Linked DNA regions of Homo sapiens: all the other regions are linked to region 3. The links are chromatin loops, found by intact Hi-C in ENCODE. Cell type or tissue: endothelial cell of umbilical vein. All regions are shown on one strand. Region 1 holds the start of LINC02406 (long intergenic non-protein coding RNA 2406). Region 2 overlaps LINC02406 (long intergenic non-protein coding RNA 2406). Region 3 has its middle 130 kb from the start of LINC02406. Region 4 holds the start of LOC107984469 (a long non-coding RNA gene).

What was found. A loop is a pair of places that touch in the nucleus more often than their neighbours do. Peaks named below come from ENCODE experiments on the same cell type or tissue, not always from the same donor. Only the 100,000 strongest peaks of a DNase experiment are listed, where the experiment ranks them.
Region 1: a loop joins it to region 3, with 16 times the contacts of the local background. A loop is called at or near these places in 33 of 110 quality-filtered maps.
Region 2: a loop joins it to region 3, with 3 times the contacts of the local background. A loop is called at or near these places in 4 of 110 quality-filtered maps.
Region 4: it touches region 3 in a loop (17-fold over the local background); 13 of 110 quality-filtered maps call a loop at or near these places.

Annotation. Positions count from the first base shown.
Region 1 is chr12:39,141,391-39,149,390 of GRCh38, reverse strand. It overlaps LINC02406 (long intergenic non-protein coding RNA 2406), which reads left to right and starts at 3,921. Exons shown (of 3, transcript NR_183477.1): 1 at 3,921-4,023. In endothelial cell of umbilical vein, a CTCF peak has its summit at 3,829; no DNase peak of the experiment used is centred here; H3K4me3 peaks cover 588 bases; H3K27me3 peaks cover 1,725 bases.
Region 2 is chr12:39,122,669-39,130,668 of GRCh38, reverse strand. All of the region lies in intron 1 of LINC02406 (long intergenic non-protein coding RNA 2406), which reads left to right. Among named protein-coding and RNA genes, the nearest start is that of LINC02406, 19 kb to the left of the region's middle. RefSeq lists an enhancer at 564-1,065. In endothelial cell of umbilical vein, no CTCF peak of the experiment used is centred here; a DNase peak (open chromatin) is centred at 3,068; H3K27ac peaks cover 454 bases.
Region 3 is chr12:39,269,399-39,277,398 of GRCh38, reverse strand. No RefSeq gene overlaps it. Among named protein-coding and RNA genes, the nearest start is that of LINC02406, 130 kb to the right of the region's middle. RefSeq lists an enhancer at 1-200. In endothelial cell of umbilical vein, a CTCF peak has its summit at 4,004 (motif pointing right); a DNase peak (open chromatin) is centred at 4,018; H3K27me3 peaks cover 884 bases.
Region 4 is chr12:38,135,403-38,143,402 of GRCh38, reverse strand. It overlaps LOC107984469 (a long non-coding RNA gene), which reads right to left and starts at 4,913. Exons shown (of 2, transcript XR_007063272.1): 1 at 4,540-4,913; 2 at 752-870. RefSeq lists a silencer at 202-496. In endothelial cell of umbilical vein, a CTCF peak has its summit at 4,512 (motif pointing left); a DNase peak (open chromatin) is centred at 4,512; H3K4me3 peaks cover 559 bases.

The sequences.
Region 1 (8,000 bases), 130 kb after region 3:
AGCATTTCTATATGCCAACAGCAAAAAAAAAAAAAAAATTGAAAAAGAAATCGGGAACATAATCCCACTTACAATAGCTACTCATAAAGTAAAATACCTAGCAATTAACCAAAATAGTGAAAGATCTCTGCAGTTAAAAAGTACAAAACACTCATGAAAGAAACTGAAGAGAACACAAAAAGATGGAAAGATATTCCATGTTCATAGATTGGAAGAATCAATATTGTTAAAACGTCCATAACATGGAAAGCAACCTAGAGATGTAGTACAATCCCTATCAAAATACCAATGACGGCTGGGCACAGTGGCTCATGCCTATAATCCCAGCACTTTTGGAGGCTGAGGCAGGTGGATCACTTGAGGCCAGAAGTTTAAGACCAGCTTGGCCAACATGGAAAAACACCATCTTCACTAAAAATACAAAAATTAGCTGGGTGTGGTGGCACGTGCCTGTAGTCCCAGGTACTTGAGAGGTTGAGGCATGAAAATTGCTTGAACCTGGAAGGCAGATGTTGCAGTGAGCTACAATCACATGACTGCACTCCAACCTGGGTGACAGAACGAAACTATGTCTCAAACAAAACAAGACAAAACAAACAAAAATCACTGACATTCTTTACAGAAATAGAAAAAAAAATCCCCAAATTTACATGGAACTGCAAAAGACACAGAATAGCTAAAGATATCCTGAGCAAAAAGAACAAAATGGGAGGAATTATTATTCATTACCTGACTTTGAATTATACCGCAGAGATATAGTAACCAAAACACCATGGTACTGGCATAAAAACAGACATGTAGACCGATGGAATAGAATAGAGAATCTGGAAACAAATCTATATAGCTACAGTGAACTCATTTTGACCAATGTGCCAGGAACATACATTGGGAAAATGACAGTTTCTTCAATAAATAATACTGGGAAAACTGGATATCCATATGCAGAAGAATGAAAATAGACTCCTATCTCTTGTCATATATAAAAATCAAATCAAAATGGATTAAAGACTTAAATCTAAGTCCTCAACATATGAAATTATTAAAAGAAAACATTGGAGAAATTCTTCAGGACATTGGACTAGGCAAAGATTTCTTGAGTAATAGCCCAAAAACCCAGACAACTAAAGTGAAAACGAACAAATCAAGCTTAAAGTTTCTGCACAGCAAAGAAAACAATCAACAAAGGAAAGAGACAACCCCCAGATTGGGAGAAAATATTTGCAAACTACCTATCTGATAAGGGATTAATATAGGAATATATAAGGAGTTCAAACAACTCTATAGGAAAGAAATCTAATAATCCAATTTAAAAATTAGCAAAATAGCTGAATAGACTTTACTCAAAAGAAGACATACCAATAGCAAACAGGCATGTGAAAAGGTGCTCAACATCATTGATCATTAGAGAAACGCAAATCAAAACTACTTCACCCCAGTTAAAATGGCTTTTATCCAAAAGAAATGCAATAACAAATGCTGGAGAGGATGTGGAGAAAAGGAATGCTCATACACTGTTGACGGGAATGTAAACTGGTACAACCACTAGGGAGAACAGTTTGGAGGTTCCTCAAAACCTAAAAATAGAGCTACCACATGACCCAGCAGTCCCACTGCTGTGTATATACCCAAAACAAAGGAAATCAGGATATCAAAGAGATATCTATACTCCCATATTTATTGCAGCTGTATTCATAATAGCCAAGATTTGGAAGTAACCTAAGTGTCCATCACCAGATGAATGGATAAAGAAAATGTGGTACATATACACAATGGAGTACTATTCAGCCATTAAAAAGAATGAGATCCTGTCATTTGCATCAACATGTATGGAACTGGAGGTCATGTTATGTGAAATAAGCCAGGCATAGAAAGACAAACTTTGCATGTTCTTGTTTATTTGTGGGAGCTTAAAATTAAAACAATCGAACTCATGGAGACAGAGAGAAGGCCCAGAGGCTGGGGCTGGCAGTCGGGGGATTGGCGGGGAGTGGGTATGGTTAATGGGTACAAAAAGTAGTTAAAAAGAAAGAATAAGAACTTGTATTTGATAGCACAACAGGGTTACCATAGTCAACAATAATTTAATTGTACATTTAAAAATAACTAAAAGAGTATAATTGAACTGTTTGTAACACAAAGGATAAATGCTTGAGGGGATGGATACACCATTTACCCTGATGTAAGTATTACACATTGTATGCTGGTATCAAAATATCCCATATACCTCGTAAATCTTAAATATATACTCCTAATATATGCCCACAAAAATTAAAAATTAAAATTAAAAAAAGAATGTGAATATGAGGCTTAGGGAGACATTCACTGAATATTGAATTGATTCCTCAAAAGTATAAAATGTATATTTTATAAGTAATATTGGAAACAATAATTAACATTGTCACTAACATCTTATACCTCAACTAGTATAATTCGGTATTCAGTATTTTTCCCAAAATTATTACTTACAGTCATTGAAAATGTTAACTATCATGTTTAACTTGTAATTGCTTGTTGAAAGGAAAGAATATGAAAATGGTTAGAGTACATTGCAAATGTAGCTAGCAGTGTTTGTAATAAGGCTGAGATTCTGATGGATTTGCATAGAATTTGAATTACAAGTTACCTCCTTATAAAAGGTAAATTCTACATTTTATAAAGGCATATACATTTGATAGTAAATATTCTAAATTAATTGCAAATGTTAGCTTATTGAGTCCTCACTAACAAGAGCTATTATCTCATTTGACAGAGGATGTAATTGAGGTGCAGAAAGGTGAAGTGACTTGCCCAAGGTCACACATTTTGTAAGAGGTGAAGGTAGAACTGCAACCCAGGTTGCCCAGCCTGAAAGTCCGATCACTAACAGAAGTTTCCCACCCATCCCTAATCGACAAATTCGCAGTACAATAGAAAATCGTGGGTTTAGTTTAGTTTTTTTTTTTTCTTTTTTTCTTTTTTGAGACGGAGTTTCGCTCTTGTTGCCCAGGCTGGAGTGCAATGGCGCGATCTCGGCTCACCGCAACCTCCGCTTCCCGGGTTCAAGTGATTCTCCTGCCTCAGCCTTCCGAGTAGCTGGGATTACAGGCATGTGCCACCACGCCCAGCTAATTTTGTATTTTTAGTAGAGACGAATTTCTCCATGTTGGTCAGGCTGGTATCGAACTCCCGACCTCAGGTGATCCGCCCGCCTCGGCCTCCCAAAGTGCTGGGATTACAGGCCTGAGCCATTGCGCTCAGCCTCAGAAAATCGTGTTTTTAAAGCTCTTTCAGTTGTAATACATTACAGTTCTGTGAGGAGGAGAGCTCTGAGTGCTTACTCGGCATCAGGCAATTTGTGCTATATGCCCATATCTTCCAAATAACCTTATGAGATCAGTACTGTTATTATCCATGTTGTACATGTGAGGAAAATGAGGAACAGAGAATGGAAATAATTTTCTAAGCATCTCATAACCAACCGACGGTGGATTCAAGCCTATAAAATCGGATTGCAGTCTATATAGCTTGTCTCTTAAGCCTTGTGCGTCAGAACTATTATTATAAATCTTTTAATATGCAAAAGCAAAACAAACATGAAACTAAATGGAGGTATTATAGAATTGGGGAAATGGAGAGAGGTGGAAGAGGGCTTTCCGTGTGCAGTAGCAAGAGAAGTGGCAGCAGCTGGCAGTGAGTGGATTAAAATGTTACCACGGAACGCGCCTTTTTAACTCTGGCCTTGAAATCCTGTCAGCGCGCTTCCCAGAGCCTTGCACCAGGTTGGGTGGACCGGATGGACACCCTCGGTGTCGCCTGCTCTCCATCGCCCCTGGTGCCGGCGTCCGCCACTGTCGGGACTTTGGCGCCGGGACCGGCGGGGTTAAGGCGCCGGCGCTGGAGGCGGCGAGTTCGCGACCTTCCGGGGCGGCGGACCACCCCGCACACGCGTCCTCAGCGCCGGACCCTGAGCCGGCCGCGAACACGGATCCGACGTCAAGAACTGGGCACTTCCCGCTCCGTTTTGTCCGTGCCCCTCGGTGCTGGGTGAGGTCCTCCAGCACCAGGAGGCGGGAACGGGAGTGACTCGGGTGCTGAAGCGGGACGAATTGGGGGCGGTCGAATCCACCTGCTTCGCCGGCGCTGGCTCGGGGCACTCCGAGTGGGCGCGCGCTTTCGCGCCGGGGTCGTCTGAAGGTCGCGGACTCTGTCCCGCTCTGGAGTTTGTGGCGGGTTTGGGCGTGGGTGTGGGTAGGAGGTCCCTTCATGAAGCCCCGAAGAGCAAGAGGGACATAAGTTGGCGCCTTTCTCTTCCACTCTTGTTTTAAAAAAGAGAGTCGCGGCGTGCAAATGGGGGCAGGCGGGGAAACCACGCTCAAAACCGGGTTCTCTCCTGGGCTGTAGTGATAAGGGCCGCGGAACCCCACCCCCCTCCCCAGAATGTGCCCCAGGGCTCGGGGCCGGCTTCTGTGGCGGCCTCTCCGGGACCGGCTGGGCCGCCCAGGCCCGCCCCTCCCCAGTCCCGGCGCCCTGGGCCCTCTGTTTGCAGGCGTCGCGACTTGCAGCCAGGGCACGTGGGGCAGGTGCGGATTCTGTCGCTAGAGACCTAGTCGCCTCCCTCCTACTGCCTTTCCCGCGAGCGGGGCAGGTGGCGCAAGGTCCGCTCCCACTTGGACCCCCAGTTCGCGGCCAGGGGGCTGAGCCGGGGTAGCTCGGCGTTGAGTGGGGACCCGGTCGGCTGCCGCCGGGGTGAGCGGTCGGTCCTGGAACCTGCGAACGTTCGGGAGCACAACCCAGTCCCGGGAAACCGCTGCTTAACCTCCGTCTCCTGCGTTTTAGATCCTCTTTTGACTGTCCCACATCTGATACTCCTTACTGTATTGCACACTTCAGCATTTGTTGAGAGGGTAATCTCATATTAAGTGTTCTTACCACCATACAAGAAAATAGAAAGTCATGTTCACTGTTTCATCTCCAATTTTAGGGATCTATACCTGACATAATTTAAATATCCAAACTAAAACAGTATCTTGGTGACTATTCAGAGGGATGCACTGACTCGCTGAACGCTAGAATTTTTCTATGTTCCACAGTCTGTGGAAGATGCAACGATCCCTTTTCAGAAAACTAAATCTAAGAGGTATTAAACAGCCTATGTTATGACTAATTACACTGACAGCTTGCAATGATGGGGCGTGGGGGAAAGAAGACATTATAATGGACTGAGGTCCTTTGAGAACATGACAAAGAAGGGAGGGAGTTGAACACCTGGAAGTCCAGTTCGGGAAGGATGTGCCTGATAGAAGTTGATCCAAACCAGGGGGAGCAGGCTCCAGGGAAGATGAGGAGGGGTAAGGTGGCCACTGAAAGCGACTTTTTGGAGGTGTGTTTTAGACTCAGGTTCCTCCATAGCCTTTTTATTTTTAAAACATATTTACTCTGTTCATTTCTTTCTCTTAATAACTGTTACCTCTGTCCAAACAACAATAACTTTGCATCAAATAATATTTACGTGCACTTTACAGATTTTCTAAAAGTCATAATGGCTTATTGCTACAATCTGCATTAATTCTTCACAAAGGAGATAAATGTAACAATAGTTTATCAAAGCAAGAGTGTTTTGTTGTTGTTGTTGTTGTTGTTGTTGTTGTTTTAATACAATTGGCCCTCTGTATCCGTGGTTCTGCATTGTGGATTCAACTAACCAGGGCTGGAAAATATTCGGAGGAAAAAAAAATAATACAATTAAAAACAAAAAATACAGTATAACAACTATTTCCACAGCATTTACATTGTGTTAGGTATTTTAAGGAATCTAGAGATGATTTAAAGTGTATGGAAGGATGTGCAGTGTGCATAGGTTATATGCAAATACAAGGCCATTCTATGTAAGAGACTTGAGCATCCTTAATACCTAGTTGGTAAGGGTGGAGGTTTGGGGGCGGGGGGTCCTGTAATGAATCCTAGGTGATACCCTGGAACAACTGTATTCCCCTAGGAGCCTGGCTTTGTTCAGACATTTCTTCCTCAATATTTTTCCTCAGTATTACTTATAAAAATAAAGTAATGCTGTAAGGAGATACAAGACAGAGGAGATTCCTGATTTGGAGGAGCTTTTGATTAACTTGTGGAAATGTACAAACAAGAGAGAAACAGTAAAGCAAAGTATTGTACAATGGCACAGTATAGATTGAAACAAATGACAAGGGAATGTAGAATAAAAGAGTGATTACAGAGAGATACACTTCTGGATGCCAAACTAAGTTCTAATACATAGCTTTCTTTTCTATAACGTACCGTATTAGTCTGTTCTCACACTGCTGATAAAGACATACCCAAGACTCGGTAATTTATAAAGAAAAAGAGCTTTAATGGACTCAACAGTTCCACGTGGTGGGGGAAGGCAAAAGGCACATCTTACATGGCGGCAGATAAGAGAGAAAATGAGAATGAAGGGGGTTTCCCCCTATAAAACTATCAGATCTCCTGAGACTTATTCACTACCATGAGAACAGTATGGGGAAAACTGCCGCCATAATTCAGTTATCTCCCATCGGGTCCCTCCCACCACACGTGGGAATTATGGGAGCTACAATTCAAGATGAGACTTCAGTGGGGAACACAGCCAAGCCATATCACATGCTATAAACTTGAGACAAGCTATAGTACTTGAGACAAGTCTCGGTCAATTTAGAAAGTTTATTTTGCCAAGGTTATGGATGCACCCATGACACAGTCTCAGGAGGTCCTGATGACATGTGCCCAGGGTGGTCAGGATACAGCTTACTTTACACGTTTTAGGGAGACACAATACATCAATCAATACATGTAAGAATTACATTGGTTCAATCTGGAAAGGCTGGACAACTTAAAGATGGGGGCTTCCAGGTGATAGGTAGATTTTAAAATTTTCTGACTGGCAATTGGTTGAAAGAGTTATTATCAATAGAAAGGAATGTCTGGATTTGTGGAGACCTAGGTTTTATCTTGTAGATGAAGGCTCCAAGTACCAGGCTTCAGAGAGAATAGACTATAAATGCTTCTTATCAAATCTAAGGTCTGTGTTGATGTAAATTCTGGGGAGCTGTAATGAGGCTTGTCCAACCCTCTCTTCTATCAGGTTCTGAACTAGAATGGCAGAAAGGAGGGGTCCATTCAGATGGTTGGCGGCCTTGGGATTTTATTTTTGGCTTACGATACATATTGGGTTTAATAATTTGGCAAATTATAGGTAGTTTGTATCAACAAAGGTTTTAGAGTGAAGTTACCTCCCTGCATCAGATCAATAAAATCAATAGTAGATGAATTGCTCAGCTGTTTTTAGGCATGTGTTCAAACAGACCCGTATGCTTTATTTTGTCTTGTTTTGTTTTGGCATGGTTCTTGAGGTAGAAAACAGACCAGCTGAAGCAGAGTTTCAAGGATACCAATCAATTACTCACCTAACAGGTGCTGTAACCAGAACTTCCTGCAGGTTTAACCACTTTTTTTACGTGACACCTATCCCCATTTTGCTCCAACCAACCATCAAGATCAGTAAATCCACAAGCTGTAATGATGACCATGCTATTATGAGATATTCTATTTCAAATTAGAAGGCGCATTGTGCATTTTTTCTTTATTTGCTATGGGACTTTTTTTGAGGAAATAGTGAGGAATTCCATAAAATTGTAGGTTATTGCCATGTTAGAGAGACTTTTCTGTTGAATAGACTAGAGATTCTCAAAATGTGGTCTCTGAACCAGCTGCATCGATACCTTCTCAGAACTTGTTAGAATGCAAATTCTCAGGTACCATCCCGGCCCTACTGAATCAAAAATTCTGGGGTGGGACCCAGAAATCTGTTTTAACAAGCCCTCCCGGTGATTCTAATTCATACTGGAGTTTGAGAATTACTGTGATAGACCATAGTAGGAGGTTTTCAAGATGTGGTCTGTTGACCATTGCAACAAAAGCATCTGTGGTGTTTGTTTCAGAAAAAAAAAATGCATAGTTAGTACTATATCCTCTCTTCCTCAACCATA
Region 2 (8,000 bases), 150 kb after region 3:
TTTAGTTGCAAATCACAGAAACCAATTCTGGCTAACTTAGGCAAAAAGCAATTTGTTTACTCATAGAATAAAAAGAAAATATGGTTACCTAGGGTAGGTCAGGGAATTACTGAACTATCGGTAGGGCATTCTCATCGGTTAACCCAACTCCAGTTGCTTTCTGTCCTGAGGTTCAAATTAGCCTTAACCAAGTCACATCCTCACCTACCCTATGGTGACAATGAGGCCGGGGGTTTGTGGCAGGAGATGGTCCTAGTCCTGTAATGAGTAGCCCCACCAGCCACTCATGGCATGGAGACACAGCAGGTCTCCCAAGAAGGTTGTGAGGCCCAGAAAGCAAAACAGAACAACCCAGATTACCCACTAACACATGATTTGACCTTTTTATTAATGGCTTTTTTTTTAAAGCAGATTATAGTGGTGTTTAAAATATATGTGCCATATAATGCTTAGAAGATAATTTTCTTGATACAAGTTTTGTTTATTTCCTAAAGAGAACTGTTGAAATGTGCAGAGTATCTGGAAAAAATAACATCTATATCTATGTAAAAATTACATTATTATTTAAGTGAAATTATATAATTACATAAAAGTGTGTGATTCAACAAGTTTCTTCAAACTTTAGATATGATGGAGCAAGGTAAATAAAAGTAGGAATAAAAACAAATGTTCTTTCACAACAGGGGAAAGATTATTGTTAAATATATAAAAAAGATAAATTCCTAAGGGTATTAATGGAGAAGAAATATCTGCTCAGCAGGCAGATATTGAAAACAATAACAATCTCAACATGAGTCTCAAAGGCATATAATTAGCATATGGAAAAAACAGTTTAGACCATTAGTTCTCAACTCTGGCTGTGTGTTAGAATCATGTTTTTAAAAGCATAAAAGCCCTATCACCATCTCCAGAAATTGTATAGTAGGGCCCAGCAGGACTGCTGTGTTGCACAGCTCCATGGGACTCCATTCACATCGAAAGTGTATGCAGTGTGTGGCCCTTGGAGTTGTGACCTGTACAGCTAGAAGCAGTGACCTGACAATCAACATTAAGCTATTTTTTTAAAATTTTTACTATTGTCTTTTTTTCCACCAGCATTTAAAAAAATCTCCCTGATGTTTTTTTTTTAAAGCTTAGCCAGATTTGCAACCACTGGAGTCAGAGAATCCTTTGTCTCTTATTCCCATGCCCAGCTTTAGAGTGCCTTTTTGTGATTACTCTTTAAAATTCTCTTTGTGTTAACTTTGGTCTCACCTAAAGTTCTCTTAATGTTAACCTTGATTTCACTTAAAGTTCTCTTAGTGTTAACCTTGATCTCACCTGTCTACAGATGTAGTGGGTAGAATTGGGGATATTGAACACACAGAATTATTAGCTCAAGCCTGTACCTCACATGGGTGACGCTGAGCACATCTTATTCCAGGACAAATGTTGGAAGAGCTGGTTATGGGGAATGTCTGGTAACACTGAAATACGCAAATGTGTTAATGGTAAATGACTAATTTTGATTTATCTGTAGTAACAGCCTATGGCAGAAGAAGTCTTCAGAGTAGCTAACCTCTGGGTGTCCTGTACTATCCCTATTACTTAATCATCTCCCTAATTTACTTTCTTTTCTTCTTCTTTTTTTTTTGATAAAGAAAGGACATGTACATTAATTTAGAAAAACAGGAAAATATCAAAAAATGTTTCAAATTTAATTAATTGTTGGTGCTGCCTCTGACTTTGTTATATGCTTATGTTATATCCTTAATATCTTGTTTTACAGAGGACTAATTATGTATAGGGAAAATTCACAATTTGTGAGATGTTTAAGCCTCCGTTATAAGAGGTACACATGAAGAGATTGATATTAATTAAACTCAAAAGAAAGTAACAAGTAAGAGCAAAGGACTCACAAGACTCAGAGTATATTCATGTGATGCTTTAATAAGGTAAAGGATATGGTTCAGCGGGGAAACAAGGCCCAAACAATGAGAAGTGTGCAAGGCTTCCAGGTGCAGCCCTCAGGGGCCATTTCTGGTTTTATAGGTGAACTGAAACTACCTTATACTTATTTCTTGGGCTGCTTAGAAGAATAGTACTGGTAGTTGGATAAGATATGAATGAGATTTACTACTGATTTATAGGGTTAGTAAGTATAGTAATTTTTATATGGTATATTTATAGGATAAATACACCAGTGATTTATTGGCTTAAATAAACGGCTTAAAATATGTCATTGTCACATCTCTGCCTTTGTTTTACTTCTGGTTGTAGGATCATGGCCAGAGATTTTAGAATCTATAAAACATTGTTTTACCTGTGCATGATCTAAAGAAAGGCCGATGCTCTTCTTTAGCAATTCACAGGTGGTCTTCCTTGTTTAATGTGTACAAAATAGTCCTCACAAGTTTGAATTAGCCAATGTACATTTTAAATACCCCAACAGAAACTCACTATTTAAAGAAATCATTTGTTAAATAATTTTGTAAACTTTAGACACTGTTTGCAATATAAATCTTCATCCCCCACTTCTTTTTTATGCATTGATTGGAATATAGCTATTCGCTTTTGAAGTCATTGCCCCTATTTTGATCTTAACCTATATTCCTCAAACTATAAAACCCTGTGAATCTTTACGGTGAATGGGAAAAGGACATATGTCTTATAGGGACTCTTTCTATAGAGCTGAAATTAAAAGGCACAGTGTGTTGGCAGACTGCAGAACGTAAACCTGAGAAAATGCTTCCTCTGCTGCTTCCTTAATAAATCCCTTCAGGAAAATATTTAATTGCTACTGTCAGAAATCCAAAATATACTAGCCTAAGCAGAAAATGGTATTTTTAAAAAAGAGGCACAATAGGCTGGCTCACAGCAAAAAAGGAAACTTACAGGGTTGAGGACAACGACCTGGATCTCAGCAACTCGAAATGAGAGCTGAAATGTTACTCTTGTTATCACTCTTATTTTCTTTGTTTGTAGGCTGTGTCTTCATGGGCCTCTCCGCATGTCAGAGATCATGGTCCAGAAGGACAGCCTTATGCCAGCCTGTAGCTGCCAGAGAATCCCAAGGAAGGCTGGTGACTAATCCAGCTGAGTCATAACATTGCATATCAGGATTGCTCTGTGCTGACAAATGGACCCATTTTATGACAAGGGGGTGGGAAAGGGCAGAATATTATTGGCCGTCTCCACTAGAATAACATGATTGGTGTAGGGAGGGGACATTATTACCAAAGAAAATGGTAGCAATTACCAGAAGGTGGTAAAAAATAGTCCTGGGAAGGGAAAACCATCACGTAGCAACTTTTACACTGGACTCAATATGGGTACAATGTGAAAAATAATTCCAAATTAACGTAATTTCTTTACTGATATGGGTAACCAACTCATAAAGTAGAGAATGGCTCAGGTAAATTTTTTTTCAGCAAATTGTTTAGCAAAGTCTAACAATTTCCTTGCCAATAAACTATGTGTAATGGATTGAATGACAACCATTTTTGATGAATTGCTAATTTGTTGGGAACAGGCCCCTAAAATCTAGCCATAAAGTGGCCCCAAAACTGGCCATAAACAAAATCTCTGCAGCACTGTGACATGTTTGTGATGGCCATGACGCCCACACTGGAAAGTTGTGAGTTTATTGGAATGAAGGCAAGGAACACCTGGAAAACCACTTAAAGTTGTTCTTAAACCACAAACAATAGCATGAAGGATCTGTGCCTTAAGGACATGCTCCTGCTGCAGATATCTAGCCAGAGCCCATCCCTTTACTTTGGCCCATCCCTTTATTTCCCATAAGGAATACTTTTAGTTAATCTTTAATCTACAGAAACAATGCTTATCACTGGCTTGCTGTCAATAAATATGTGGGTAAATCTCTGTTGGAGGCTCTCAGCTCTGAAGGCTGTGAGACCCCTGATTTCCCACTCCACACGTGATATTTTTGTGTGTGTGTGTGTCTTTAATTCCTATAGTGCTGCTGAGTTAGGGTGTCCATGACCGAGCTGGTCTTGGCACTAATTTCAATAATCCGATGTCAATCTAGAGTGAGGTATCTGGTAGCATTCCATAAAAAACAGGGTTTGCACTGTGAAACATTATTTTTGTGTCTTTAATGAACATAATAGTTCAATTGACTTTTACTAAGAGCATCTTATGGTCAGGCAGTATCCTAGACTCTGCTGATGCAAAGCATACTAGACAAATTACCTTCCTCAAGGAGCTCACTATTAGGGAACACAAATCCATAAACTAATAGTTATCTTAAAAGAATATTATTTTAAGGCAGATTAACCTAAGTTGAGGGGGTGTAATAAAAGAATTTCCAGAGACAATACCACTTGAGTCTTGAAGTAATCAGTTTAAAAGGGCAGGAGAAATATGTTTTAAGCAGAAGCATGTACATAGGAAATGATACAGGAAGATCATCACACATTCAGGCATCGGTAAGTGGTTCTATATTTAAATATATATTAAAATTAAAGTGGAATATAAATATATAAATTAAAATAAATTCTGTATGTCTGGAGCTAGCATCTGTTAGGGGGAGTAAAAATGTGGCTAAAGGATAATGATCAGACCTTGAAAAGGCTGTGTGAGACCTAGCGAGGCCCACTGCATATAAATAAGGATAGCAATGTGTTTGGAAAACTCCTTCACATTACTCCCAGTTAAAGTAGAGTAAAGGCAGCCGTGTGCTGCCCTAATAATTGAACTCAATTATAACCCATGAAAAAAAGTTTTCCAACACAGACAGACTGAGGCAGGTAGCTGAGAGTGGAAACTGTACCTTGTAAGATGCCCAAAAATGTTTGCATAACCTCAGGTAATATATCATAAACACTTCCTTTGAAACAGCCAGTTCCTGGAATGTGGGAAGGCTGTGAGAATACACGTGAACTCCATTTGGCATGCCACAGACTGGCTGACAGCTGAGGTGAATAAGAAAGTGGGTAGCTAGACCTTTTTCTTTCCCACAAATCAAACCATTGGAATGACAGATTGGAGCTGAAAACGTAGGAGGTGCAGCTAGTAATGCTGGCCAGCTGCTAAATTGAAACACACAGAACATACAACACACTTGCACACACACCCCACACATACACATGAGCACAAATGCACACATGTATATGTACACACGCATGCATGCAACACACATGTACACGCACACATAATACAAACACCACACACACATACACAGACCACACACACAAAAGACATACACAGACTCACGTGAGCATGTGTGCATGCCTTATAAGGAAGGGGCTTTGATTAGACCCAAAGAGACTGTTAGCTATGTGCTGAGTAATAAATAGTCCCCAGAGAAAATAATGAAGGAAAATGCCTGGGAACAATAAACAAAAATTCTTTTGCATAATCTTCAACCAAGAGCTGGCCTGAAAGACTAAGTACCATTGGAAGACTTGCTTCTCCCCAATAGAATATAGTGATAGGTTGTCACACTGTGATTTTGTTAATTGTGTTATATAAAACTCAGTCATGCTAGCTTTTTTAATAAATATCTAGAGGTTCTCTCTCTTTTTAAAATTTTGTTTATTTGTAAAAATTTGGGGGTACAAGTGCAATTTTTTTACATGAAGAGAATGTATACTGATCAAATCACGGCTTTAGGGCAAGAGTCCCCAACCCCTGGGCCACAGACAGATACTGGTCTGTGGCCTGTTAGGAACCAGGCTGCACAGCAGGAGGTGAGCACAAGCATTACTGCCTGAGCTCCGCTTCCTGTCAGATCAGCTGGGGCATTCGATTCTCATAGGAGAGCGAACCCTATAGCGAACTGCACATGCAAGGAATCCAGGTTGCACACTCCTTATGAGAATCTAACTAATGGCCTGATGACCTGAGGTGGAACAGTTTCATCCCAAAACCATCCCCTACCCCCAAGTCCGTGGAAAAATTGTCTTCCACAAAACAGGTCCCTGCTACCAAAAAGATTGGGAACTAGGGTATTCATCACCCAAATAATGTACATTGTACCCATTAAGTAATTTCTCATCATTCACCCCGTTCCCACCCCCTTACCCTTCTCTCCTTTGCTGGCTTTGTAGAAGCAATTTACCATGAATTCCATAGCGCAAGGAGATGAATTCTGTCAACAACCTGAGGGAGCTTAGAGGCAGAGCCTTTTCTAGTCAAGATGTTACCAGAAACGGGACGCAATCCACACCTCACGAAAGCATTCTTGGACCTTGCACAAGAAAGAATTTGGGTCAAGTCCACAGAGTAAAGTGAAAGCAAGTTTAAAGAAAGTAAAGCAATAAAAGGATGATTATTCCGAAGTCACTTATGGAAATGTTTAATATAAATTTTATAGTCATAATCATTGGAACTTGCATCCTGACTTTGTAAAGATAAATGTATATATTATGATGCATTAAATCACTGCATATAGATTGCTGTTTTATACGTAGTATAATTTTAATTCAATAAATGAGTCAAAATTTGAAAAAAAAAAAAAAAAAGAATGATTATTCCATAGACAGAGCAGCAGCATGGGCTGCACGACTAGGAATACTTACAGTTATTTCTTGATTATGTGCTAAACAAGGCATGGATTATGCATGAGTTTTCCAGGAAAGGGGTGGAGATTTCCTGAAAGTGAGAGTTTCTCCTCTTTTTAGACCATATAGGGTAACTTTCTAACATTGCCATGGCATTTGTAAACTGTCATGGTGCTGGTGGGAGTGACTTTTAGCATGCTAATGCATTATAATTAACATATAATGAGCAGTGAGGATGACTAGAAAACACTTTTTATCGCCATCTTGCCTTCAGTGGTTTCAGATGCCTTCTTTACCTCATCCTGTTTTATCAGCAGTCTTCCTGACCTGTATCTTTTGCTGATCTCCTATCTCATCCTGTGAGTAAGAATGCCTAACTTCCTGGGAATGCAGCCCAGCAGGTCTCAGCCTTATTTTACCCAGTCTCTATTCAAGATGGAGTTGCTCTGGTTCAAATGCCTCTGCATTTTCCATGATTCAAACCATCTGCTGCAAGCAGATACCTTGATTGCAGCCTCTGGACACCCTAAGCAGAGGATCCAATCAAGTCAAGCCTGGACTCCTGACACACAGCAACTAAGATAATAAATGTGTATTTTTTTTAAACTGGTAATGTGGGCAATCATTTGTTACACAACAATAGAAAAGTGATGCAAATATGAACACGATTACTGACTTCTGAAGTTTACAGTCTCATGGAAGACATAGACAAATAAAACAGTTATCTGCAATAGAATATGGTAAAAGTAACACTGAGGAATCAGGGCAGTGCTGGACTGTGCTGGACACAGGCAGAGGGAATAAAGATAGATATTCAGGAAGCAGAGGCAAGGGCAGAGGGCAGCTGATCAGTTGGGCGGGAGGCTTGAAGGCCTGGCTGCCTAACTCAGGGCCCAAGAGAACTGATGGGCAGAGAAATGTATATTAAAAAAAGATGGGGGGAAATGGTGGATAGGAGACAGGACTAACTTGCAGCTCCCACTCAGAGGGAAAGAGCAGTGTGTGGAGACCCACATCATGAACTTTTGCTCCAAGAAGTACTACAGGTACATACCAGGAAAGCCGAGAGAATCCACAGACCCTTTGAAGGAGGTGGATTGCCCCTGCGGGCTCCGTGGGACAGCTGAGGAACTGTGAGTCGGCTTGCTTTCTCAGCTGGAAGGCTTATAGCTTGGGGCAAGTTCTCAGCCCTGCTAACCAGCTGACTGGAAATAAACTCAGTGCTAGGGCACAGTGGGGCACGGTGGGAGTGAGACTGGCTTTTTGAGCTGCAAGATGTGTGGGAATGGGGTGAGGCCTCTGGCTGCTGGCATTCCCTCACTTCCCTGATAACCTGTGTGATGCAGCAGAGACAGCCATAATCCTCTTTGGGAAAATACTGTATTGGGCTGGGAACCACACCCCCTTCCCCCAACAGCAGCTGCAGCAAGCCCCGCCCAAGGAGAGTCTGAGCTCAGAAGCCTAACTCTGCCCTCACCTGGCTGTCTTTCTCTA
Region 3 (8,000 bases):
AGAGTTGGCCAGCACTAAAAGGAAAACATATATTCCTATCAATTTTTTCTTCTTATTGGAACCAAAATAGACCCATTAGACCCATAGGGACATCAACCAATTATGCCTATTTTGTAGTCTTTTTGTTTTTGAAGGAAATAAAGAATGCCAGTATTTTGCTATTTAACAAAGGTTATGACATAAGATTACTAGAGTGATAAAATGGCACCTCTGTATGTAAGCTAAACTCATATTAATTTAGGGTTTTATAGTCTCATATATATATATATGGTTTTTTGCATAAAATCTTTCAGAAAACACCTTATTCATGTTAACATCTGAGAATACCTGTTTTGTCCTGCTGCTAAAACTGATGTAGCCATTGCATTATTGTATCTGTGGGGAAATATAGCAAGAGATACCTTTAGGTTTTGAATTTTGAAACCCTATTATTTTTTTCCTTTATCAGAGCTGGCTGTTTTAATTTAGACATCTTATTTCCTTTCCTCTTGTAGCTCTGATACTTAGATAATTACCTTAACTGTATATGTAAATATGCCTCAAGAAAATCTGATGCTAATGAGGAAACTGAGGCATGAGAAAGCTAAACAGGCTGATTATGGAAGTCAGATAGATCCTTGAATGGCCAGCTCTCCTAGGCTGTTACTTGCTAGGTGGGGTCAGGTAGGGAGGGAGGTGAAGAGAGAGAGATCTGGTTCAACTCATTCACTGATAGAGATTTCTTCTAAGCCAATACTGTCTAATAGTAATATGATATGAGTCACATAAAAAATTAAAAATTTTTGAGTAGCTACATTGAAAAAGGTAAAACGAAATAGGTAAAATCAATTTTAATACATTTTACTTAACACAATGTTTCCAAAATATTATTTCAGCATGTAATCAACATAGAAATTATCCATGAGATTTTTTGCATTCTTTTTTGTACTAAGCCTTCTAAATCTAGCATGTATTTATACTGACAGCATATCTCATCTCAATTCAGATGTTAGCTTTTCATTAGATATATTTTTAAATGAATTTAGAGTTCATAAAATTTAGAGTGGAAAAATTCATATGCACAAGTTGATCCAAACATACTTAAAAGTTTTCCATTGGTGGAACTGAGTTTGTGTTACAGCTTAAATTTAGTTTAATTAAAATTTAAAAAAATCTGAAACTAAATTCCTCAGTTGCACTAACCACATTTCAAGTGCTCAGCAGCCACACATGGCTAGAGGCTACTGTCTTGGACAGCACAGTTGTAAGCAGTGGTAATCTTAAATTATCTCCTCCAATTATCTCCTCAATTATAAAGTCGGAATTGAGAATATTCTCTAGAAACTAACCGAAAAAGATGAGAGATAAAACATTGCTTTTTTGAAATGAGGAAAGCACTGGAATTAGGGGAAATTAGGTCTGACCTGAGCCCTTAGGGCAATTAGTCAATGGATCTGTAGAGGCCTAGAGTCTCAGCTCCGTAGCTGTATGAACAACCCTACTTCACTGGGTAGTTCTGCAGATTGACAGAGGATGTGGTCAAGATGGAACAGCTTTTTTAATATTATTTATTTATTTATTTTTTATTAAAAGGATTGCAATTAATTCAAAGTCAGGCAGTTGGGCATCTTTCTTTCCTTCCTTCCCTATTTTCACTTTTCTTTCTTTGTAAACTGAAATTTAGGTCTAGTTTTACCAAAGAAGAAAGAAATTATTTGACTCACTGCATAGGTTATTTTAGGAAGAGAGAGACCAGAGAACTATTCCAAATGTGGATGAAGGACAGTATCAGCATTTTCTGCCTGCCAATCTATTTAGTTTTCATTTTCCTCCCTCATATTTCTTTATGCAGAGAGAGGACTATGAAACTTTGATTGATACACTTTTCATTTATTGTCATATACTACACTGCTAAAGACTGTCTAAAGGATGAAAACTGAATCTACTTATTTAATAATGATTATACATGCATGAAGTTTCACGTTAATATAGATGCATTATGTTTCCATGGGTTTAAAAACCTGGAAGGGCAATGTTTATTTATTATTAATGTTTTATATTAAATTGAGTGCTCAAAAACTTTTTTTTTGATTCTTAACTATTTCGTATTAGAGAAGTATAGGCTTACATATCAAGTTGATGTACTCATGCAAGTAAAATCATGATTCAAGTAAAGTAAATGCTGACGATTTATTAAGTAATATAATTAAATATACATTATAGTACGGGCGAATCAAGCTCTTACAGAATCCAGGGGAAAGGGGCAGTGGCTACCCCAGGACCTAGCTCCTTCAATGTGAGCTGATTTCTCCCAGCTGTGGGTGGGGCTATTGTGACCTGTCAGATGAAGCTACTCATTTCACCTTCTGCCTGAGGAAGGGCTCTTGGGTGCTAAGTTTTTAATCATGTCTGCTCAATCATATGAGTTTACACTTTTTTTCCCATCAGTTTGGCAATGGAGAAATGTAAACTGAGTCAAATATGCACTTGCGTATGTGTTGGGCATTTTTATTCATTCCTTCACTCATTCATTCAACAGTAATTTTTTCTAGATACAAAAATCATTCAGGCATAATTCTCTCACCCTTATGGCCATTCTAATTATCAGAGGGAGGTGGACTAGCGAGTACAGTCAAGTGTTATAAGTACTATGGTCAGTTCTACATGGGAAGAAGAAAGAGGTTAGGAAAGTGCTTTAAAAAGAGGGAAATTGCGAGTCTGGAAAAATAAATGTCCTGCAGAAATGGGTAGAAATGGGTAGACATGGGGAAAAAGCAGTCTAAGCAGGGCTTTAGGCAAAGGTTAAGAGGCTTGAAATGGTATGGCATATTTGGGGGAACTATAAGTTTTTGGTCATGGCCGAAGCATAGACTTAAAAAACGTTTTTTGATTGATATATTAGTTGTAGGTATTGAAACATAGCTTTTGTATGTCATGCTAAGGAATATGAATTTTATCTTATGTTTAATGAAGAGCCACTGAAAGCTTTTATTTAGGGAAATAATAGGATCTATCTGGTGTCTAAAAATATGATTCTGAAAGTGGTGTTGAGGATGGATGGGAAGACAATCTCCTGTGTGCCATAATATATTATGCCCATTGCAATAGCTCATGGATGATGCTGGTGTATGAATGAAAGTGGTGGCAATTGGGAAAGAGAAAAGAATTAATTTGTATAAAGTCAGTTATGAAGGAAATATTGTTCTAAGAAGATTAGGGTTTACTTAGAGACTTCATTCATTCATGAAAACAATTTGGTTCCCCATTCTCTGAAATAACAATTCAGTAATTATGAATCTGTATCAAACAATAATATAACACAATAGCAGTAAGAACAAAATGGCAAACTTTTCAGATGATCTTGATGAGCATCCAGGATTAGCATCCATGGTTTAGAAAATAAACTCTTGGAGTTCCAAAGAGTAAACAGGAGTCATTGGGGAAGGCTTTTTTTTATGACAGCAGCTCCTACACTGTTTTCTCTGTCTTACACTGGCAGGGGAAAATAAAAGGCCCTGAGGCTCACTCACCTCATTCATTCCATTTTTTCAACAGAAAAAAAAAAACCTAGGCTTTTTTTTCCCTAAATTTGGGGAAATCCTCCTCCACCCACAAAAAAAAAAAAAAAAAAAAAACTGGGGAAGAATTAAGAGGTGATTTGCAAATTTGCCAAGTATGCACAGAAGCCAGATTTTTCAGTAGCTGCATGAACTAAAGCTCTCCTAAATTTAGACAACGTTATGCTACATGAAGACAACCTTTTGATTTGTCCTGAAGTGGTCACTGGTGTTTTGGTAATGCACATCCACTGAGGAAATTTCGTATTCCAGTGTCACTGGGAGACCATCTGATGATGCGTTGTAGATGCCTGAAGCAACTTGAGCTACGAATTGAGAAATTAAGGAGGGGAAAAGAGAGTAGGATAATAACATGGTCACTGGGACGTCATGACCTTTCAATGTGCAGATTACTAACAAGTTAGTTTTTTCTGTATAGATTTTGATCTTTCTGGGAACAGTCCCAGAACAGTTTTTAGTATTTCCACCAGGGGGCAGTGATGTCCTCTACAACGTTGGTGACTGCAGCTAGACAAATTAATCATTCTTTTTTTTTTTTTGGACTTGGAGTGGGTTTGAGTGGGAAGCACTGATTAATTCTAACTGCCTATGGATATTAGGGTGGATTTGGAGTCAAATTCAAGCGGAAGACAGAATCGTTAAATAGCATCTGAAGAAGTGCAGAGCCTTAAACCAGAGTGACTACTTAATTAAATCAGTTGCTACAGTTGGTTAAATTGAATAGCTATCTTCAGACTCTGAAAACTCATAATTCTTGAAGCTCCTGTCCAGCAGCCTTAGGAGGTTCAAGGAATTTGATTTGCCAAGAATTATGTGCCCCATGAAACCACAGGAGCAAATTCTGCAGAACAGATGACAAGGGATAGAGTATTGCTTCTGAAGAGCTCAGACCCTTAATGAGTTCAAGCTCTGCCTTCTTGTCGCTAATTCCACCTTAGCTTGTCAGAAGAGATTTGGCTGCTGGAAGAATATAACTGTGTTTCCACTGGGTAAGTTTAATGCGCATGGCTCTTAGCAGGACTGGAGGAGCAGGGCTTTATGGTAGAAAAAGGAATGGACTCAGGGTTAGAAGGTATTTGAATCCTGGTGCCCACCTTTTAATTACAGTAGAACCATGGCTTACTGTAATAGGTGCTGATTAGGACCCTCCAATCTGGAGGGTCTGGCACTAACTTTGAGGAATCTTGACTAAATCACTTGGCCCCTCTGGTCTTAAAAGTTCGTATCTGTAAAATGAGTCAGTTGATCCAGGCGAGCTTTTGGATCCATCACAACTATAACATTCTAAATTTTATAGAAATACAGATTCATTACCACTTAGCTGCCATCTAGACAGTGCCAAACAACCGTGGACAAAAAAAAAGGTTTTCAGCATGACCAATTTTACCTGGCAGCACAGAATTTGAAGGTATTTATCAAAGAAGGAGGTTTATTAGTGTATACAGTGGGCAAAAAATTGGGAGAAAGGGATCATATAAGGTTTCATCTAGGAAGGCATTAGCGTATCATTTCTACCCCATTATTTTACAAATGAGGAAGAGGCAATAGGCCAAGATTCTTCAAGATTCATTCACCCAGACATTTTTCTGGGTGAATGTGCAGAAGCAAACAAAGCAAATTTCTGCTCTCTTGAGCTAATGTTGCAGCCAAAAGACAACTAACTGTGTAGCATTACAGATGATCATATATTGAAGAGGGAAGGTAGGATAAGGGGAAAAGAAAGTGCCAGGGTTCCCTTTCATCTGGGTACTTCAGAGAAGGCCTCTCAATAAGAGAACATTTGAACAGAGACCTAGAGAAGTGACAGAACTAGGCAAATATCTGGGGAAGATTGTTTTAGGTGGAGAGAGCTGCAATTTCAAGGGCTTGGAGACAACCTAGGAATAATGGGCAGGGCCAGGATTTCTCATTCACTTATGAATTTATTCATTCATTCAACAGATACTTATTCAGTACCTATGCTGTGTGACATGCTATTTTGGCTACAGGATTGAAATCTTGTTTAATTCCAAAACCTTTGTTTTCAACCATGGCAAATGATGCTTCCCTTGTACACTGACCTTTTCCCGAATACTCACATGTTGCTAAGCACTATGGTAAGCACCTTATGGACATCTTATTGAAATTAGTTTTCAAAACCATTCCATAAAATTGTTATATAAAAAAATAATACAAAAAAATATTCTAAGGAAGGCAGAAAAATGAAACTTAATGTTATTTATTTCAGATCTTATTGAATTAGATGGGAAGATGTACTGCTTTGTCTCATGAATAACTACCATAAGAAGCTACCTGAATGACCCCATTGATATTATTCAGCTAATTCATGTGAACATTTATTGAGCTTTTACTTTGTACCTGGTGTGGTGTTAGAAAGATGAATAAAATATAAACTCACAGGAGGAATTATAATAGAGTTGATAAATCCTTTATGTGTTGGGCTAACTCTAAGGGAATGAGCAAGGTGCTGAAGTTGGGGGAGGAACAAAGATCTGAGTCTTGCTGGGGAAGTCAGGAAAGGCTCTATAAACCAAGGAAGGCTTAGACAGGAAATTGAAGGCATGACATACACTCTAGCACTGCATGGAGCAGATGTTTAAAGGGTATATTGGGGGAAGAGTTACAAGCAGAAAATTAATAGAGCAATGCAATCCCCTACTTTCTCATAGTTCTACAGCTTAAGCCAATTTTAGGCTGGGTACACAATTGTCAATGTTTTAGTTGAAAGGGGCCCTACATATTTACAGGATATGTAACTCTCTACATATTTATAGGATCAGAGAAATGAAGGATATACCTGTGACTATATAACAATGAGTGGGGAAATGACATTGTTAGAAAGGGGGAAACTCCAAAGCCTAGCTGTTGGTGTCATCCCATTTGTTCCATTTGTTTTGAGCTAACTCTGACTTGCTATAGAGACTTCTTATAATTTTATGTTGTCGTTGCATCCATTTTGAATATTAATTTAACTTTATCATATCAGAAGCAGGGGTCTGTCACCCTTGACACCATTTCCAGTTTACACCAAACACACATGGCTCCAGAAGGGTGGCCAGAGATAAGAAATTTGAGGTATCTCTCTTGCCTAGCAGATGGAGCTCCCAACTTTCCTGCCATTTAAATGGCCCATTTAGGTATTTTCCCATTAACTCACAGTGACTCACAATCTATTCCCTTATATTTCCTTTATATATGCTGCCTCTCTCTCTTTCTCTCTCTCTCTCTCTCACTCACTCACTCACTCACTCTCTTTGCCTGACTTCATTCCTGCCTCACATGAACTGGAGAAAGAGAACTGCCCTCCAGACTCACTATGTTCTCTTCACCCAGGATCCGTAAGCGAAATCGTTCAACTCGTCTCCTTTTGGGGTGGTGTATTAAATTTGCACCTTCCATCTGAAGAATGAGGGACTGCCCCAGCTAGCTTTTCTCTGGGATGAGGGATGGGGTGTGGATGGGGGAGACACAGGGTTGGGCTCAGCCTGAGCCATGGTCAGGCAGGGGTCAGACAAGACCCAAAAGGGTGTCTGCTATTATAACTAAGTTTCCCATGGGAAGGAACCCCCTGGTCATGGGTTGGACAACTAGGCGTTAGGCCATCCACCAGGTAAAAGAAGTATCCCTGTGGAAGGCACACTGTAAATACCCATATCTAGCTACCCATCATTTCTTGTTAGGGCAGGATTGCTAGATGCTCTGCTACTAGAACCCCCGTTTCGCTGAGGGTTGTCAAGACACCTGCTGAGCCAGCTCTCTGCTAGTCTTCCCAAAAGGGAGGAATTGAGCCTGTAGGCCCATCAAGATCTGTCTCTCCTTGGATGCATGAAGGGGAGTTTAAAGCGGCTCGAGGGCATTCCTGATAGAGGGAATAGCATGTGTAACTGGAGGAAAACTGGAGATTGTGGTGTGATTGGGAAAGTGCGAATATTTTGACCTGACTAAAGTATACTGTGTGAGGCCAGAGGGGAATGGGTATTGGAAAGTGAGGGGCTGTGTAGAAGGGCAGGATTCCAAAAAGGCTGCCTGGCAGAAGCACGTGCAGAAGGCTTGATATGCCATGTTTTGGTGTTTGCAGCTTTCCCTCCAGGCAAGTGGATCCAGTCATATAGCCCAAATGAAATGCGAGCTGGGTGGCGTGTCATAAAATGCGGCTCCAGACAGTCCCAGTCCACAGGAACTAGGTGGTGGAAGTAGGTGGTATTCAGCTCCATCTTGTTGCTATGTGGAAATTTGTGTCCAGTGTCACCAGAACTTTGGGTTTTTTAGGTGGAGCTAGAAATATGCGTTTATGCACAAAATATTCCAAATTTCAATGTTGGAAACAAATTCAAATTTACTTAACAAATGTATGGGCCAAAGTAAACATAGACTGCATTGCTTTCCAATCCCCATGGGAGATGAAAGGGACCATATGAGATCTTAAAAGGGTGACCGATGGGG
Region 4 (8,000 bases), 1.1 Mb after region 3:
GGTGTGAGCCACCACTCCCGGCATATTTATTTATTTTTTTAACTGATCAAAGAAGAATCAGACCCAGTCATCAGGGTGGTGATTCCCTAGGAAACAAGGGAGGGAGAAACTTGGAGGTGGCGGCAGGAGAAGTGGAGACGACACAGTTGCCCTGGGCTGTGTACAGGCACCATGAACTTTCTTCTTCCTTGAGGCCTCAGTTTTCAGAGTAACAGTGGCCACTAGGTGATGCCCAAAGTCTGCCAATGAGAGTTTCAGCCTGGAATGAATTGGCATCACCCGGAGGGGGAGAAGGGAGGGGAAGGGTAGAGGCTCCCACAGTACAGTGGGTCACCACGCTCTCCCAGGCAGTCCCCACAACTAATAGACCAGGGCCCCTGGGGGGACACAGTCTAAGTCCCCACCCATCGGATCATCTGGAACTTCCATCCAGAGACCGACTGGAAATTCTCTCAGTCAAGCTCCAAACCTAAAAGAATCACTGGCACACCCACCAGGACTAAGACAACTTTTAAAAGAATTGTTTCTGTGTTTTGGGTGCATCCGTGTATTTCTGTACAACAAAATTATTTATTTTAAACTTTATGAGTTTTTGGGACTCATCAGCTCTGAGTCCATGAGGCCAGAAGCTGATATCCTCAGTTCCTATTTAGAATGAATTTAAACAAGCCAGCCAAACACTCTGCCGTGAAACTCCTGGAAAGACAAGAGATTAAAAAAAGAAACAAACAAACAAACAAACAAAAAACAATGCTGTCAGGAGCAGTGGCTCACGCCTTTAATTCTCGAACATTGGGAGCCTGAGGGCGGGTGGATTCCTTGATCCCAGGCAATCAAGACCATACTTGGCAACATGGTGAAGCCTCGTCTCTACAAAAATACAAAAATTAGCTGGTTTCATAATATGGAGTCAAAATTAATAAATAAATAGATTGAAATTTAAAATTTAAAAAAATCTTAAATACCATATTCTGTTATTTTTGCTTCCTACCCTGAGAAGGACATAATATAGCTCTTGTCTGTCTGTCTGTTTGCTACAGGGTATCACTCTGTCTGTCACCCAGGCTGGAGTGCAGTGACACCATCACGGCTCACTGCAGCCTCAACCACCCCAGGGTTAGGTGATTCTCCCACTTTAGCCTCCTGAGTAGCTGAGACCACAGGCATGCACCTCAGGTTTTGGCCGTGTTGTCCAAGGCTGGTCTTGAGCTCCCAGGCTCAAGCGATCCTACCGCCTTGGCCTCCCAAAGTGTTGGGGTTGCAGGTGTAAGCCACCACACCCAGCCTGACTTAATACATCTGGTCTCACTATGTCCTGACCACATGCCCTTGAAGAACTCGAGTCAAGAGAGTCAGCAAGAGACTTTCAGCATTCTCTCCCGAAAGCAGTGAGGTGGATGGCGGCCAAGTATCCCACACTCCTGTGGTTTTAGGTGGCCACGCATAGAGGACAGATTTCAAATGTTTCCAGAGAGGAGTGAGCCACAGTCATTCGGGGTATCCAAGCTCGTGATGGTGTTTCTGACAGTGCCTTAAGGGCCAGAAAGGGCCGGGATCTGCAAAGGCCCATGTTCCAGGGTGGGGACAATGGAACCCAAGGTATAGGGAGTCAACAATCTGCACTGAGCTCCAGCCCTAAACCCCACCGTGGAGACTAAATCAGAAGGAACAGTCCCTTGTCCTACATGCCACATCTCTCCACTGAACTTGGGAGCAGATCTGTTTTCCAAACATGAGGTGACTCTTGGTTTGAAATGAATCACAAGGGGCCCAGCTTCTTGAGTCAGCAGGATAAAGAAGTCATTCTGTGGCATAGAATGATGTGTGCTTCAAATCTAGAATTCCCAGTTAAAACCAATGATGGTGGCCTGGCACAGTGGCTCATGACTGTCATCCCAGCACTTCGGGAGGCCGAGGCTGGAAGATCACGAAGTCAGGATTGGGAGATCAGCCTGGCCAACATGGTGAAGCCTTGTCTCTACTAAAAAAGACAAAAGTTAGCTAGATAGGGTGGCACGTGCCGGTAATTTCTGCTGATAGGGAGGCTGAGGCAGCAGAATTGCTTGAACCAGGGAGGCAGAGAGTGCAGCCAGCTGAGACAATGCCACCGCCTCGGCAACTGAACGAGACACCATTTACACAGGAGGATAAAAGAACAACAGGGTCCCTGACAGGATGGAGGTTCCCTAGGCAGCGAAGGAGAGAGGGAGGGGCCTCCAGAGGGGAAATAGAGAAAGTGGTTGTCCCAGGCTCTGTGAAGTTGGACAGGCCTCCCTCAGTGCCACCTCGACTTTCAATAACAGTGGTTACTAGGTGATGCTCTATTTATTAAACAACAACAACAACAACAACAAAAAACACATTTATTTTGAAAAATTGCAATTTAGGCCGGGTGCAGTGACTCACGCCTGTTATCCCAGCACTTTGGGGGGCTGGGGCAGACAGATCCCTGAAGGTCAGGAGTTCAACACCAGCCTGGGCAACATGGTGAAACTCTGTCTCTACTAAAAAAACAAAAGTTAGCTGAGTAGGGTGGCATACGCCTGTAATCCCAGCTACTTGGGAGGCTGAGGCAGGAGAATCGCTGGAACCAGGGAGGCAGAGATTGCAGCCAGCCGATACCACGCCACAGCCTGGGCTACAGAATGAGACTCTATTTAAAATAAATTAATAAATAAATAAGTGAATGAATGTATGTAAAAAGAAAAATGCAAGGAAATGGCGGAGCACGGGAAGGCTCCACTCATTCCTAAAGAACAGAGCAGAAAAACAGGACCATCAAGTTGAGACATGGGCCATTTTGAATATGTTGTCACCATGCTCAATTGGTACCAAAGAAGGGCAGGTTTCTGTGCCACCCGTCTGTCATCACCGCTCCTGTCAAGTATAATTGCAGGGTCACGACTACACAGAGATCTCTCAACCCACCGGATGCATCTGTACTTTTATGAGCCTGGTTGGGAGAATAAACAGGATATTTAGCAAAGTACTCATCGTGCGTTCTTTGGTCTCCCATGTCTCTTGTGAAACCAATTAAATTCATGGTCCGTTTTTTTTCTTTCCAGCCCTCGACCGTCCACAGAGTACCAAAATAAAAGAAGAGTGAATGCCTTTTATGCAACAAGGAGAAAAGAACAAAGCAAAAGTCTCAGAGGCTTGTGATACACAGGGGATACAGAATGAGGAGACTCTTCCAGAATCCACACGAAGACAGACAGTTGGAGGGATGGGAGGAAACGAATTGAGAAAAGACAGACAGCAAAAAAGATTAAAAAAAAATGTAAAGAAAAAGAGACAGAGATGTAAAGGGAAGAAAGATAACGAAGAAAATAGAAAGAGAAACAGAAAAAGAGAATGAGAAATGATAGAAGGGAGGAAGAAAAAGAGAGAGAGAAGAAAGAAAAAGAAAAGAAAGAAAGAAAAAGAAAGAAAGAGGAAGAAAAAAGGAAAAATAAAGGAAATGAAAAAGAGGGAAGCGCATCATGGTTCACACCTATAATCCCAACACTTTGGGAGGTTGAGGTGGAAGAATCACTTGAGCCCAGCAGTTTGAGACCAGCCCTGGCAACACAGTGAGACCACGTCTCTACTTTAAAAAAGAAAAAATTAAAAAGTTAGCCGGGCGTGATGGCAGGCGCCTGTAGTTTCAGCTCCTTTGGAGCCTGAGGTGGGAGCATCATTTGGGCTGGGGAGGTAGAGGCTGTGGTGGGCCTTGGTCAGGCAAATGCACTGCAGCCTGTTGCCCAGGCTCATCTCGAACTCCCAAACTTTAGCGAACCGCCTGCCTCAGCCTCCGAACTTGCACCTGCCATATCCAACGGCCCTGGGAGTATCAGTGATAGATTTTAGTAGACACGGTTGTTATGCCATATTGCCCAGGTTGGTCTCGAACTTGAACCCGGGAATATGAGGCTACAGTGAGCCAAGGTCGTGCCACTGCACTGCAGTCTGGGTGATAGACCAAGACTCCATCTCTAAATAACTAAATAATAAAAACAATAACAATTATAACAAACAATAATACAAATAAATAATAACAACAACAATAATAATAAACTAGTGGGAGTGAAAAATATAACAAGTAATTTAGATCACAATTAATTGTAGTAATTTCAAGGAGTTATTTCTTTAACCTGTCTCTCTTACTTTCTGAAACAGGGTCTTTCTCTGTCACTCAGGCTGGAGGGCAGTGGCGTGATCATGGCTCACTGCAGCTTCGACATCCCAGAATCAAGCTATTCCTGCAGTCTCAGCCACTTGGAAGACTGAGATGGCAAGATCACCTGACGGAGCCCAGGAAGGTCCAGGCTGCGATGAGCCGAGATCGCATTCTCACACGCCAACTTTTCTCAAAAAAAAAAAGGAAGTAAACGTAAAACAACAGCAACTTCAGTGTGTAGAAAGAGGAGTAAGAAAAGTAAAAGGAAAAATAAAAACAAAATGAAGAGCAACTGAAAATACTGTGGAAACAATTGGAGAGGAAGAAACAACGTAGTGAAGGAGCGACATCTAGTGGACAAAAGTGGTAGTGCTGCTGACCAGAGTTATCTGTTATTCCTTAGAAATCCCAGGTTGATGGTCAGTTCCAACGCTCGCCGCAGACGTCTGGGGGACCCGGCGCCAGCGGACGGAAGCGGTCGGACCCAGTTGGAATCTTATCACACAGAGCCGGCCCACCTTTACTGTCATCTAACTCCACCGACCTGCCCGCCGTTCCCCCACTGTCCGCTGGTTGAACCCGGCAGCGGAGAGAGAAGGAAAGGCACAAAGGCAGTGACTGGCTCATATCCCAGCCCCGCGCACCTGGGGCGGGGAGAGGGGCAGTGACCCCAAAGGCCACCACCGGGCATGCGTGAACATTACTGGGACAGAAACCTCAGGGGCACACCCTCCGACACCCACGCCTCAGCCATTCTCAACAGGCTCAATGAATCCGATCCCAGCCCCTGGAGGAGTTCCCAGAGGGGTGTGGGGAGGAGGTGGAATCGGAGAGGTGGAACTACGAGCAGGTGCGCCACCCCTACCTCGGCAATCCCCCGCGTGGCATCTTGGAAAGCCCGCCGGTGGGGACGGGCGCCTCCCAAATGCACAGCGGGCGCTGATGGGCTCTGGCGAGAGACACCCGCTGTGTGTTCCGGAGCTCCGGGGCGGGTGGGCATGAGCGGGCCAGGGAACGAGGTCCCCAGGGGCAACAGGAGGGAGGAAGAAAAGTACACGTCAAAGGTTGAATTACACAAGGACACGCCATATCACCGGGTCCCCCACACACGGGTGGAGAGACCCTTGTGTGGAGATCTGATTTTCAATAGATGGCAGGGAGGGAGCTGCTCTGCTCCATAGAAAACCCTGACCCAGAAGCAGGGCGTCTACGAATAGCTTAGCATCAGGTTCCCCACAAACACATTACGTGATGGGTCAGGGAGTGACCGCCTTTCTGGCAGCAGCGCGTTTCCCAGGATGAAGGGCTGTCTGCACCAGACCCCGGTTCCCGGCGCACGGCGAGGATCGCCTATCCGAGGCCAACAAAAGGTCCGTGGAGCTGCCATATCCCTCCTGGGCGGGATTCTGACTTAGAGTCGTTCAGTCATAATCCTACATATGGTAGCTTTACCCCATTGGCTCCTCAGCCAAGGACATAGGCCAAATGTCTGAACCTGTTGTTCCTCTTCTACTGAGCAGGATGACCATGGCAGCAACACATGAGGAACACACAATAAAACTAACCTGTCTCACATGGGTCTAACCAGAATGCTTTCCAGGGCATGCGCACAGCTCTCCGGTGAATCCATTCCAGTTTGCCTTGCCCTACCCAAAGAAAAGAGAACTCTCCAGGCGCGGTGGTTCATGACTGTAATCCCAGCAATTTAGGAGGCTGAGGAGGGCGGATCACCTGAGATGAGGAGTTCAAGATCAGCTTGGCCAACATATTAAAACCCTGTCTCTATAAAAATACAAAAATTAGCCGGGCACGATGGCGGGTGCCTGTAATCCCAGCCACTCAGGAGGCTGAGTTGCCCAGGCTGGCGTGCAGTGTCTTGATCTCTGCGGCAAACTCCACCTCCCGGGTTCAAGTGATTCTCCTGCCTCTGCCTCTTGAGTATCTTGGTCTACAGGCGCGCATGCCACCGCGCCCGGCTTTTGTATTTTTAGTAGAAACAGGGTTTCACCATGTTGACCAGGCTGGTTTTGAAATCCTGACCTCAAGCCGTCTGCCTGCCTTAGCCTCCGAAAGTGCTGGGATTACAGGCGTGAGCCACTGCACCCGGCCTATGTGTTTGCTTTTTAAACATCTCTTTCTAGGGTCATGAGAATTCTCGTTAATTTCACTTAGAGCTCCTCGAGAGAAAAGCCTCTATTATTGTCATTGTAACCGTAAAAATAGTAGAGCTTTTTTTTTCTTTTGAGACAGAGTTTCGCTCTTGTTGCCCAGAGTGGAGTGCAATGGCCCGATCTCAGCTCACTGCAACCTCCGCCTCCCAGGTTCAAGCGATTCCCCTGCCTTGGCCTCCCAAGTAGCTGGGATTAGAGGCATGTGCCACCACGCCTGACTAATTTTGTATTGTTAGTAGAGACAGGATTTCACCATGTTGGTCAGGCTGTTCTCGAACTCCTGACCTCAGATGATCCACTTGCCTGGGCCTCCCAAATTTTTGGGATCACAGGCATGGGCCACTGTGTCCAGCTTTTTTTTTTTTTTTTTTTTTTTTTTTTTGAAACAGGGTCTCCTTCTATTGCCCAGGCTGGAACACAGTGGCATAATCATAGCTCACTGCAGCATCAAACTCCTGGAGCTCAAGCAATCCTCCAGTCTCAGCCTCCCAAGTAGCTAGGATTACAGGTGCACACTACCACGCCCAGGTAAATTTTTCTTTTTTTACACAAAAATGTCTCAACATGGATTTTTTTCTTTTTTGGCAGAGATGATGTCTCACTATGTGGCCCAGGCTTGTCTCAAACTCCCTGCCTCAAGCCATCCTTCCACCTTAGACTCCCAAAGTGCTAGGATTACAGGCGTGAGCCACTGCACCCAAGCCCCGATAATTTTTTTTTTTTTTTTTTTTGAGGCAGAGTCTTGCTCTGTCAACCAGGCTGGAGTGCAGTGGTGTACTCTCAGCTCACTTCAACCTCTGCCTCGCAGGTTCAAACAGTCCTCCCGCCTCAGCCTGCTGAGAAACTAGAATTACAGGCACATGCACGCCCGGCTAATTTTTGTATTTTTAGTAGAGACAGGGTTTCACCATGTTGGCCAGGCTGGTCTCGGACTCCTGACCTCAAGTGATCCACCTGCCGTGGCCTCCCAAACTGCTGGGATTATGGACGTGAGACACCGCACGCCGCTCCCAAGAACTCTTCAAATGCAACTAGTGTCACAAGAACAGATAGCTAAACTGTATCTGAAAACGTGGCCCATGCGGGGAAATTTTTGGTGGATTTGTGGAAACTTAGGGCAAATTTTAAACGTGAGGGCTTTTGTCAGATCACCTACATTCCTTGGATTCTATGTGGGTTTGTCACAGATGCTTGATGTGACAAATTACGCGGCTTCTACCACTTCATATGATCAGCCTCCCGTTGACTTTCAGCCAAGTCCTGCAGAGTTGCTTCTCAGATTGTATCTTTCCACAAGACAAAGATGTTTTCATAGTCTCTCTCTAACTTCCCCTTTTTGTGGCTGTTAATTTATACTTCTATGTTTTTCAACTCCTTATTTTTGTTTTCCTTTTATGAAAGCTTTAACCTGTGCTATTCTTGAGGGAAATACTGATGCATATCTAAACTTTAAAGGTGTTTTTCTCCCTGGCTACAGACACTCGGTTAATAATTTTTCAGGTAATAGGAAAAACCCATCATTATGACAATGTAGCAACTTTTATTTTGTAGTAACAGTTAAAATTGTAGCCATGGTGCTCAGTAAAAGGGGACCTTTCCCCGTAGGCGTTTGGGGAGGAGTGAAGTCCTGTCCTCCATTTTGTTAGTAACCTGATTATGGATGGGGCATT